3 separate regions of the Homo sapiens genome follow, and regions 1 and 2 are each linked to region 3. Evidence: chromatin contacts called from ENCODE Hi-C or POLR2A ChIA-PET data. All regions are on one chromosome and are shown on one strand. The core of a region is the stretch at or near the end of the contact, and the rest is flanking DNA. Distances in the headings are between cores, read along the strand shown.

What was found. Hi-C counts contacts between places; a loop is a spot of excess contacts on that map. ChIA-PET counts read pairs that join two places held with the same protein, here RNA polymerase II (POLR2A). Pooled maps may share reads with other maps.
Region 1: a pooled map shows a loop between it and region 3 (10-fold over the local background). The contact joins the enhancer-like site here to the promoter of ZNF292 in region 3. A Hi-C loop is called at or near these places in 3 of 168 maps with a recorded cell type or tissue (gastrocnemius medialis, naive thymus-derived CD4-positive, alpha-beta T cell and sigmoid colon) and 14 of 50 pooled maps.
Region 2: a map of CD8-positive, alpha-beta T cell shows a loop between it and region 3 (5-fold over the local background). The contact joins the promoter of UBE2J1 here to the promoter of ZNF292 in region 3. A Hi-C loop is called at or near these places in 4 of 168 maps with a recorded cell type or tissue (CD4-positive, alpha-beta memory T cell, CD8-positive, alpha-beta T cell and naive thymus-derived CD4-positive, alpha-beta T cell), 3 of 37 single-sample maps with no recorded cell type and 17 of 50 pooled maps. POLR2A ChIA-PET finds 5 or more read pairs at or near these places in 1 of 52 experiments (HEK293).

The regions. Positions count from the first base shown.
Region 1 is chr6:89,833,327-89,837,101 of GRCh38, forward strand. All of the region lies in intron 1 of CASP8AP2 (caspase 8 associated protein 2), which reads left to right. Among named protein-coding and RNA genes, the nearest start is that of CASP8AP2, 5.3 kb to the left of the region's middle. Within about 2 kb of position 1,990, at least 6 of the 41 ENCODE cell types and tissues checked have a DNase peak (open chromatin) inside an H3K27ac peak, as active enhancers do.
Region 2 is chr6:89,350,232-89,354,011 of GRCh38, forward strand. It overlaps UBE2J1 (ubiquitin conjugating enzyme E2 J1), which reads right to left and starts at 2,491. Exons shown (of 8, transcript NM_016021.3): 1 at 2,308-2,491. The coding sequence starts at 2,338. RefSeq lists an enhancer at 1,797-2,746 and silencers at 2,043-2,102, 2,133-2,842, 2,853-2,952.
Region 3 is chr6:87,154,302-87,158,470 of GRCh38, forward strand. ZNF292 (zinc finger protein 292) reads left to right here and starts at 1,264. Exons shown (of 8, transcript NM_015021.3): 1 at 1,264-1,458. The coding sequence starts at 1,291. It overlaps LOC124901355 (translation initiation factor IF-2-like), which reads right to left and starts at 946. Exons shown (of 2, transcript XM_047419630.1): 1 at 675-946. RefSeq lists enhancers at 802-961, 1,232-1,571, 2,083-2,690.

The sequences.
Region 1 (3,775 bases), core at 740-3,239, 2.7 Mb after region 3:
GATACAGTGAGAGCTGGGGAACAGAACAGGGATGGTCCTAATCTTTATGGAGAACCATTGGGTGGTCCATTGGGTGAGATGGACATTTCTCCAGGAATCCCACAAAAATGGAATCATGAACTTCAAGAAGAGGTCATGTAGGGAAAGGACACAATGGGGTAAGAGTATATAACAGAGGGCCTGACTTAGTGGGAAGAGAGGGTGGACAGGGGAGACTCAAAATGGCTTAAGCAAAATATCAAAGAAGAGCTAAGTGAAAGTAGAATATTGAGGAAAGAATATTCCCTGCAGAAGCCCTGTGTTGTTTTTTTTTTTTTCGATTTATAAATAGTTTATCCTGTTCACATTATGCAGAATTTCAGTGTCGTTAATCCACAATGTTAGTACGGTAACAGAAACATAAAGGAGAAAAAAGGCAGGTGGGGGGAGGTTCATAGTGTGGCCTGACATAGTCTAAGGGTTCTCTCCTGTAGTATGCATCTCCTGCAGGCAAGTATTAATATCACTTCATTGTTTGAAGGACAGTACACTATCCAGGATTCATTTATTGTTCAGGTGTCTTTTCTAAAGTATGAGAAAACAGGAATAAATTCAATAATGAATATCTGCAATTCAAACCAATTTAACTACAGGTCAGTGGTGTCTTTCTTATCTATTATCACAAACATCCCAGTTGCCTCCATCTAAAAATTTCTTTCAAAAGTTAAGACACAATTAATTATATCTTATTAATTCCCTCAAAAGCAAAAAAAAAAAAAAAGTACCATTCAGCATACAAAAGTTACACATTAAAAGTGTATATATAGGGCTGGGTGCGGTAGTGCACGCCTGTGATCCCAGCACTTTGGGAGGCCGAGGCGGGTGGATCATAAGGTCAGGAGTTCAAGACCAGCCTGGCCAAGATGGTGAAACCCTGTCTCTACTAAAAATACAAAAAATTAGCTGGGCGCGGCAGCAGGCCCCTGTAATCCCAGCTACTGAGGAGGCTGAGGCAGGAGAATCGCTTGAACTCGGAGGGCAGAGGTTGCAGTGAGCAGAGATTGTGCCGCTGCCCTCCAGCCTGGGTGACAGAGTGAGACTCTGTCTCAAAAAAAAAAGTGCATATTTCCTTTTTTTTTTGAGATGGAGTCTCTCTTTGTTGCCCAGGCTGGAGTTCAGTGGCATGATCTCGGCTCACTGCAACCTCCTCCTTTCAGGTTCAAGTGATTCTCCTGCCTCACCCTCCCAAGTAGCTGGGATTACAGGTGTGTGCCACCATGTCTGGCCAATTTTTGTATTTTTAGTAGAGATGGCGTTTCACCGTGTTGGCCAGGCTGGTCTCGAACTCCTGAACAAAGTTGATCTGCCCACCTCGGCTTTCCAAAGTGCTGGGATTACAGGCGTGAGCCACTGCGCCTGGCCTCAAAATTTGTTTTTTATCCTGAAATCAGCAGGAAGCACTGAAGGGCTTTTTGGTGGGGTTTTTTTTGTTTTTTGTTTTTTTTCTTTTGAGACGAAGTCTCCTGTCCCCCAGACTGGAGTGCAGTGGCGTGATCTCGGCTAACTGCAGCCTCCGCCTCCCAGCTTCCAGAAATTCTCCTGCCTCAGCCTTCCAGGTAGCTGGAATTATAGGCATGCGCCACCACGGCTGGCTAATTTTCGTATTTTTAGTAGAGATGACGTAGGCTGGTCTCGAACTCCTGACCTCAGGTGATCTCCTGACCTCAGATGATCACCCACCTCAGGTGATCGCCTGCCTCAGCCTCCCAAAGTGCTAGGATTACAGGCGTGAGCCACCACATCCAGCCTAAGCACTGAAGTGTTTAAGCAGAGTTGGGAACACGATCATGTTTGCATTTTTAAAAGACAACTCATGCTGAGGTTTGAAGAACAATTTGAAATGGGGGAAGACTGTCCATTTGAATACACTTTCCATTAAATCTTGTTGACTACCTCTCAGATCTGTTTTTAGTGTTTTGTGGGTTTTTTGGTTTGGTTTTGAGACAGTCTCGCTCTTTGACCCAGGCTGGAGTGCAGCAGTGCAATCACAGCTCACTGCAGCCTCCGGAAGCATGTGCCACCACACCCAGCTAACTTTTCTTTTTTTTGTAGATATGGAGTCTCACTGTGTTGCCCAGGCTGGTCTTGAACTCCTGGGCATAAGAAGTCCTCCTGCCTCAGCCTCCCAGAATGTTGGGATTACAGGCATGAACCACCGTGCCCAGCCAAGATCTGTTTCTTATTTTTATTTCCACTACTAAGAACTTACAGTGACACCTCGTTGTCTTCTGCTTTGTTTTGGTAGCCTTTTCTATCTCCCTTCCCACTCATATTTTCCAGACTCTTGCCAGAGTTAAACATCTAAGATGCAGATTTGATCATTATATTGCCCTACTTTAAAAACCTTCACTGGTTCCCCCATTCCCTTCTGGATGGAATCCAAGTATCTTAATCACATAATACATCCCCTGACCTTTATTTTTTTTTTTTTGAGAGAGTCTCACTGTCACCTAGGCTGGAGTGCAGTGGCACGATCTTGGCTCACTGCAGCCTCGGGGCCTGTGACTTCCTAAACTTTATTCTCACATTCTGATCTTGCCTTCCCATGTTCTATTCTGTAGGTGTTCACACCCATACTTGATTGTGAACTTATAGACAGATGTGGTGGGGAACAGATGTGGGGAGATCGTGTCAAGAAGTGTTCGCCAATGTGAGCCTAATTTAATTGAACCTTGGGATTTTGGAAACCTTGAGATAGTGAATAATGGAGCTAGAATGGTAGGTGTCAGTCTATGTCAGGATAAGGAAGTTTTTTTTTTTTTTTAATGGAGTCTAGCTGTGTGGCACAACCTCGGCTCACTGCAACCTCCCCTTCCTGGGTTCAAGCAATTCTCCTGCCTCAGCCTCCAGCAGTTGGGACTACAGACATGCACCACCATGCCCAGCTAATTTTTTTGTATTTTTAATAGAGGTAGGGTTTCACCATGTTGGCCACGATGGTCTCGATCTCTTGACCTCGTAATCCACCTGCCTTGGCCTCCCAAAGTGCTGGGATTATAGGCATGAGCCACTGCACCCAGTCAGGATAAGGAATTTGTACTTTATAGAAATTGGGAAGTAACGGAAAGTTTTTGAGCAGGATTGCGGTAGAACTAACCCAGTAGTTGTGCGTAGCATGTATTTGGAGTGGGGAAATAATTAGGTAGCTATAGTGGGGTCCTGAAACAAATCGAAATGGCAAGAATGGGAATAAATGGGAGAAATATTTCAGAGGTAGCATCAGTAAATCAGTAGTCTGTTAGGGAATGTTAGTGCTACTCCAAGAAATTAGAGAAATGAGGAGGTGAGCAGATATGGATGGAAAGATGATCTCTTGTTTTGGACTTGGTGAGTTTGTACCTACAGGAATGTGTTTATTAATGTTAGCATTTGTTTGTTTGTCTGTTTTGAGACAAGGTCTCATTCTGTCACTCAGGCTGGAGTGCAGTGACTTGATCTTTGCTCACAGCAATCTCTGCTTCCTGGTTGTGCTTAAGCAATCCTCCCACCTCAGCCTCCTAAGTATGGTTGGGACTATAGGAGTGTGTCACCACGCCTGGCTAATTTTTGTATTTTTTGTAGAGATGGGATTTCGCCATGTTGCCTGGGCTGGTCTCGAACTCCTGGCCTGAAGTGATCCACCCACCTCGGCCTCCCCACAAAGTGCTGGGCCCACAAAGTGCTGGGATTACAGGTGTGAACCACTGAGCCCTGGCACCCAGCCACTAATTTTTTTTTTTTTGAGACAGTCTTGCTC
Region 2 (3,780 bases), core at 1,241-3,740, 2.2 Mb after region 3:
TTGTCTTCACTTAATCTTTCCACTCATACATCAAAGACAATCCCACATCAGATAAAGAGTAAAAGATTATATCCCTCACATTGTGTGGTTGTTTTTTGTTTGTCTGGTATGTTGGTATTTTACGTGTGTGTGTGTGTGCACCCTGCCATACACAGGAAATTGGAGTTTTCAGTTGCTCCCCTTCACACAGGCATTACTCTAAAAATACCACAGGACTGAGAATAAAGCAAAGGAAGGAAGTATTTTCACAATGCCTCCCAGCATTTTCAGTAAGTCCCATATCTTACCTAATTCAACTTCTCCATGAACTCCAAATAATTCACACACTAACAAAAATAGATTTTTAAGAAGCATTGTGTTTTTTTTTTTAGAGCAGCAACACTATCTTTGAGGAAATGAAACCAGAAAAAGGAAGCAATTTATGACACAGCTAGAAGCATGTCAACCAAAGCTCAACCAGCTGACAATAGTTCACATACTTTGGAAATATACAAAATTCTGGAGATTTTTAAAAGCTTATCATCATAGTATTAAGTCTAACCTATCGAAATTGAGCGATGTTTTCTGACAACAATCTCTTGGGTTCCACCAGTTCTCCATTCTAAACTGCACTACTACTCACATGTGCATTATCCTCTGGACCTTTCACTAAGCACCTCTGCTGTCCTAAGGAACCGTGTGACCAGGGAGCCACCATACATTTTTACCCAAACAGCTCCAGTTAAATATACCACAATGTAAATAATTCAATCATTTTACCATCTAGCTTAAAAATTAAGCTTTTCTTTCCCTCTTTCTCTTTGGTCTTTTCTTCCTCCCTCCCCACCCCGGGATTCTCTTTTTTTTTTTTTTTTTTTTTTTTTTTTTTGAGATGGAGTCTCGCTCTGTCGCCCACACTGGAGTGCAGTGGCGCGATCTCGGCTCACTGCAACCTCCTCCCCGGGTCAAGCCATCCTCCTGCCTCAGCCTCCCGAGTGGCTGGAACTACAGGAGTGCGCCACCACCATGCCCGGCTGATTTTTGTGTTTTTAGTAGAGACGGGGTTTCACCATGTTGGCCAGGCTGCTCTCCACCTCCTGGGCTCAAGCCTCCCAAAGTGCTGGGATTACAAGCGTGTGCCACCGTGCCAGGTCTTCATCAGATTTTTTTAAGGAGTCAGTGGCTCCTAAAATATTATGACCAGTTCTACACACTTGGTCACCTAAGGACATTTCTTAGCCTGACAGCACTCAGGCTAACAAAGCTCCCTCCAATCAATATCCTCAGGCTTTTCTGGGGTTTTTGCATATTCTGAAACCTTACAAAAAACCCAAAGATTCACAGTGTCAACTCTTTCCACAAGGATGCTAGTCTTGCTAATTCCTACTGAGAAACAGCTTTTTTTGGAAGGAAATTTTAAGCAACAGCAAAAGTTGGTGAAATCATCACTAATATCCTAGAGTTTATCATGCAGAGTTAACTGTGGAGTTTCTTCCCCCTGACAAAATGTATCAAGGTACAGATAGAAAAAATACCATTTAGAGGATCCAATGATTCATTTCAAGCCTGTTTTATTAAGCTGAGAAAGCTAGTTGCTTATCTTTATAATGCACCAGAAAGTAATTAGAGGCTAGGATTGCTGGGACTGCTTGTGTAAATATAAAGCAGGATCATTAAATGCAGGAAAGGAATCGCTACGACTGAATACAGATACATTTCATATTAGCCAGTCTGGCAAAAATCAAGGTTAGCTCTCAAGAACAGGGCTCAACGAGGTGTTTTTTTGTTGTTGTTTTGTTTTGCTTTAGCTCTATAGTTAACTGGTTTAGTTACAGAACATTTCCTTTATGTCTGTAATTGTATTCGCCCAAGTGCTGCAAATAGGATATTTAAACGACCAACTCCTCAAATGTGAGTAAATCAGCCGGCAGTAAATAGAAGTAAATAGAAGTCCGGTGGCAGCGACAGGGAGGGAATAGCGACCAGGTACAGCGAGGGGGTTGATGACTATCGCCCACCGACATCACCTTTACACCTGTTCTCAGGGATGAGTTTCTGACCCAGCTCTACGGGACCAGGCGAAGATGAGAAAAGGGAGAGGCTGGGTGCTGCGGGGCGCGCTGGCCGGCCGGGGGATTGGCAGCGGACGTCCACCCGGCCACCTCGCCCTGCGGCCTGTACTTCCCGGGCAGGCGGCGGTCTCGCGTAGAGCGCGAAACCAGGAGCTGAGCCGCGAGTGGCGCCAGACGCGAGGGGACCGAGGCGGCGACCACCCCGGGGTCCAGGGTCACTCCGCCCTCCTCGCCCAGGGGCCCCAGCCCTGCTCACCCGGACTCTTCAGGTTGTAGCGGGTCTCCATGGTGGGTCGCTGGCTTGGCTCCGGCCTCCCGGGCCGCTGCCACCTCCTCTCCACGCGGCCGCTGCCCGGGTCTCAGCGCGGCTCGGGCGGACGGGGCCTGGCCGAGGAGCCTCGGCAAATGCCGCCCAGTCCAGCCTGGACTGCGGGCGGGGTGGCAAGGCTGAGTGCGGGCGAGGCGCTCGCTTCGCGATGGCGCCGCCTCCTCCACTGCGCCCCCGCCTCCCTGAGTGCCTGGCAGGCACCGGCGCCGGCCGGGGCGGCGCTGAACCGGGCGCCCGGGCTGGAGGTCAGCCTCCTCGGGTAGTCGCAGGCCCAGCCCTGCCGCGGCCGCCCGGCTTGCGTCACCCGCCCTCGTCCGGGATTTGTGAAGTTGCCCTGACGTGGCAGTAGCTTCGTGGCGGTCGGTCACTACCCAGCCGCCGCCCGCCCGGCGAAGCCGGCTTGGGGAGGTGCAGGAGCGAGCGGCGTCCTCGTCCTCTCGTCCCGGCCCTGCCCGCTGTAGGCGAGGTCCGGGACCCCCGGGCCCTCGAGAGCTCGGAGGGGGCGCCGGGCTCCGGCTGCAAAGCTGTCCGCAGCCGGCTGCCCGCGCGCGGTCCCGCAGGGTCTGGGAAAGGCTTTGTTTTTAGATTCAGTTGCTGTTGCGAGGGGCGGGGGTTAAGTGAGGAGGGGGAAAGCCAGTGACAAGGAAATGGAATAGGATTTTTTTTATTTTTTATTTTGTGTGTGTGTGTGACGGTGTCACCGCTCTGTCGCCCAGGCTGGGATGCAGTGGCGCGATCTTGGCTCACTGCAGCCTCTACCTCCCGGGCCCAAGCGATCCTCCCACCTCAGCCTCCAGCGTGGCTGGGACCACAGGTGTGTGCCACCATGCCCGGTTAATTTTTTGTATTTTTGTTAGAGACACGGTTTCACCGTGTTGGCCAGGCTCGTCTCGAACTCCTGGACTCAAGCGATCCGCCCGCCTCGGCCTTCCAAAGTGCTGGGGTTACAGGCGTGAGCCACGGCTCTGGCCAGAGTTGGATATTCATAACAATTTTTTTCTCGGGTAGTGTGTTAGGTGCACGACATGTTTTAGGCATTGCAGGAGTTTTGTTTTTTTTGGTTTGTTTAGATGTAAAAGCTGTCAAAAAAAGGAATTACATTTAATGTGAGGGAAAGCATACAAATATGAAAGGTTAAACTTCAAAGGACACACTTACTGCTTCATTGTCCAATGTGTGGGATCGAGAGAGGACTGAGTTCAAAAGACTTAAGGAGTAGGGACCTTACTAAAGGAAAGGAGGGAGGGATTGGGAAGGTGGGGAGGATAGAAAGGGTTAATCAGGTTGGGCAAGTTTTATTCTGTTATATAAAGACATAAACTCTTAAATTTGATTTGTTTTCTATTGTTAAAGTTAATCTAAATCTGTGAGTTTCTTGATGAAATTGGGAGTAAAAAAGTG
Region 3 (4,169 bases), core at 14-2,513:
GACTATTCAGTTGCAAGAGAGATAGGTCTTTTGTCTAATGCTCTAACGGTAAAAAAAATATTAGTTTTATTAAGAACTTTAGGGTTAAGCTCTTGGATTTTTGTAGCACCTCTTCTACTCTTTTGTTCAAGTGCCAAGTATTAATTCTTTTCAGCTTGTAAGTAAAATGTGGTTCAGAATGCTACCTCTATTTGTAGCATTAGGAAAAAAAAATGCTGTAGATATTTATAATAATTCTCGACAATATTGTTTTATTTTAGCATCAATTTCCTCTCCTCCGTTATGATTTTTAATGGAGTCCTTATTGGTGTTTTTTTTTTCCTTGACCTACTTTCTTTTCAATAGCTTTCATATATAGCCTGTTGTCATTGTTGGTGATTTCTGTAGAGTGTAGTAGAGTCTAAATCACGGTGAAACAGAGTAGTTAGTTATCACTTATTCTAGAAATGTTTTCGTGGTTTAAAAGTCATCTGGTCTGTTCATATTCTGACTTCTTTTAAACTATGCTTTTCATGAATTTGCTCCGTTCTCCAGACTGAGGATTGAACCTCATTCTGCTCTGACCCAATTGTTCTTTTCCTTTGTTGCCTCCACCCCCTAGAGAATGTGTTTCCAGGGGACAGGCGTTCTTGGTGCTGAAGAGGAGGAGAGTCAAGTGAGACGAGATCTGGTACCTCACGCACTAGATCCCTCCTCTCCGGCCTGGTGAGAAGTCAGAGACAATTTTGACAGTTCATAGTCCTGCCTTGGCTCTCACGCTTGCGGTCCATGGGCGGGTTTTACCTTCTCTCTCTTCCTCTGCTTCTGGCCTGCTTACAGGCCAACAGCAAATGCAGCCATTGCCCGAGACCACTCAGAACTCTCCCTGTGCCATCCTCTTGGGGAACAGGAGGATATGTCCGTAGAAGACTTCGTGGACTGGGGAAAGCCACGCCGGGATCGGGACGCCGGAGAGGGTCGCCCCTCCCTAGGCTTTTTCCCGTCGCGGCGCCCACGTGACCGAGAGCAGGCCTTCACCAGCCCGCCCCTTTCGGCCGCTGCTGCCCACTTCCCGCTCGGGGTAAGTAAACCGCCGTTTTCCGCACCGCCCCAACCCCGCCCTTCTCCTTTCCCCTTGCCTTCACCTCCCTCGGGCTCTCTCGCGCCACTCTCCCCACCCCCATATCTTCCCCATCGGGCCCTTTGTACGTGCTCGGCGCCGTGCAAGCGCGCCCGGCACGTGACCCCGCCGAACGTGGCATTGTGTTATCACGTGACCCAGGTGCGTACGCGACGGAGCGGGGTGTGAAGATGGCGGACGAAGAGGCCGAGCAGGAGAGGTTGAGTTGCGGCGAAGGCGGCTGCGTCGCGGAGCTGCAGCGCCTGGGCGAGCGGCTCCAGGAGCTGGAGCTACAGCTGCGGGAGAGCCGGGTACCGGCCGTGGAAGCGGCCACCGACTACTGTCAGCAGCTGTGCCAGGTGAGGGCGCCCGGTGGTCCCCTCCCCCTTTCCCCAGCTAGAGGGGGAAGAGGGCGAGCGAGCGCTAGGCGGCCGAGAGGTGGTCGCCGCTTCCTTGGCATCATCGGCGCCTCCGCCTGGGTGGGAGCGGGAGTAGAAGGAAGGCGCCTTTGTGTGGCTGCAGTTGTGGCGGTTGTTGTCGTCTGCAGCTCCTGGCTGGGGGAAGGGAGTTGCGGTCAAGGCGGAAAATCCCCCCTCCCCTTTCCTTCCCTGAACTCGGGACTGCGCGGTCCCCGCGGCTGAGGAAATGTACACGGTGCGGATTGGAGAGAGTAGGAGAATGGAGGCCAGGTTCTCTTCCTCCTCCTCCTTTTATTGTGCACTGGGGATTACCGCGCCTCCCGCCTCTGCGCCTCTGCTTCCCACTCCGACGGGCCTCCGCCCCCACTGGTTTGATTCCTTTGCCTTCCCCTGCTTTCATCCGTCCCGCCCCCCAGCCCCGGCCCTGTCCTGGCTGTCTCCGGGCCTTTGTTGTTCGAGTTTCGCCTTAGGACTGAAGGGGCCTTTGTTGATGTTCGGAGGAGCAGTCCCCGCCGACCCCTTCTAGTTGAGCTAGACGTTCGGGAGGGGGTGCTTGGCGGAGGTTGTCCCCTCCTGCCCATACTTGCTTGCTTGGTGCATCACTTCTGTGGTAAAGCTTTATCTCCTTAGTGTAGAGGAGCTGTGCCTGTACATCTGTCTCAGGTTGAGTGTCCTTTTGGGGCGGTTTTTCCAGAGTCCGTTTCTCATTTGCTTTCGCCCTTCGAGGAGTATGATTTCCACTATCCTTTCTGTCCCGATCACCCCCTCACCCCTGTTTCTTGGAGTCCTTCCTATTTGGCTTCCTGATGAAGTGGGAGAAGACTGAGGTTCATGTGGATCTGTGCTTTGGGTAGTTTCAAATCTTTTCTTTGCTTGCCCAAGGGCACTGCTCACCAGTGACTGCATTCTAACCAGAATTTGGAATGTTAATAACACTGTTTGCTAGTGATGAAAATCATTTCATCCATGGTGAAAATCGGAGAGTTTGGGACTACATTTGCACTTCATTACGAGCCTTACACTTAGGTTTAAAATTTCAAGGTAGTGTTGCTGGCTCTGGTGAAGACTTTGATTTGATTGTCTTGAGGAGGAAAAAGAAGACACAATTTACACAGGTCATATTTAGAGTTAACTTGTGAGTGTATCATTACAGAGAATTCGTTTTGGAAAAATACTGATCTTAACGTAGAACAATGGTTGACCATTTTAGCTGAGTAGATTACATTTTCACTTATTTTTTAGCTTCCAAATATTGAAATATTTTCTTTATTATGTCGGGGATACGTGATCACATACAAAAGAATCTCCGTTGCTGTATGCACTTTATTGTCACAAATTATTTGATGGCTGTTCATAATCTTAAAAACAAAAACTGTGAGATCAAGTGGTGACGTCTAGGAGGATGTGCAATGTGAAAGCTCCCTACTTAGGTAAATAGGTCTGGTGAGTACCTGTGGCAAAATTAAAGTCTCATTCCTTTGAATTTTAATATTTAAAAATTGTTGAAATTTCTCAGTTTCTCTACTTTGCAGTACCCACTCATTCTTAATTGGTCTTTAAAGATTTATTTTAGAGATAAAAAAATTTCTCTAAGATACCCATAATAGGAAGTATTTCATTTGTAAGTCGAATCAGTTTTTATATAATAATCAGTGAAAACTATTAAAGTCTAGCTTTGCTGAAAGACATTTTCCCCTAATAGTGTCCACTGATAGTTTTAAGGCTAATTACTGTAAATTCTTTTTTTGTCAGCAGTATTTGTAAGCAGGATTAATAATTCTGGGAAAATAGAATCTCATGCAAGCTGGACTCCCCCCCGCTTTTTTGTGAGTGTGTGACGTTGTAAAGTTATCACTTAAAGATTTTTATTTATTTATTTATTTTTGAGATATGGAGTCTTGCTCTGTCACCCGGGCTGGAGTGCAGTGGTGCGATCTCAGCTCACTGCAGCCTCCATCTCCTGGGTTCAAGCGATTTTCCTGCCTCAGCTTCCCAAGTAACTGGGACTACAGGCGTGCGCCACCAAGCCCAGCTAATTTTTGTGTTTTTAGTAGAGATGAGGTTTGGGGTTTCACTGTATGTCGGCCAGGCTGGTCTCGAACTGCTGGTCTCGAACTGCTGACCTCAAGTGATCCACCCACCTCTGTTTCCCAAAGTGCTGGGATTACAGGTGTGAGCACCGCGTCCCGCCAGACTTGAGTTTTTTAATGAGTGAAACAGCATTTTAAAAATCAGAATGAAAGTAATTTCCTATATCAGTTTCATTAAGTGATTAGTCTTGCCACATAAATTGTTATTGATGCTACTGACAAAAAAACATCAAACACTAATGAAACAAATGCTGGATTTGTGGATTTCAAAAATTATAAAATATTTCATACACTGTAAGCTCAGAATAATTTAAATACACTTAAAAGTAATCTCCATTTGAAACGATACAGAGTGTGTCTGATTTCCTCTGGAACATTTTCTGGGGTGGGGTTTTTTGTTTTGTTTCTCAGGTAACCTATTTATGTTAGTGATCTTGTCAAGTGGAGGTAACTTGAAACAATTGTTTATTTATGTTTATTTACAGGGGTGGAGGTGGCTCACACCTGTAATCCCAGCAGTTTGGGAGGCCGAGTTGGGCGGATCGCTTGAGCCTGAGCAGC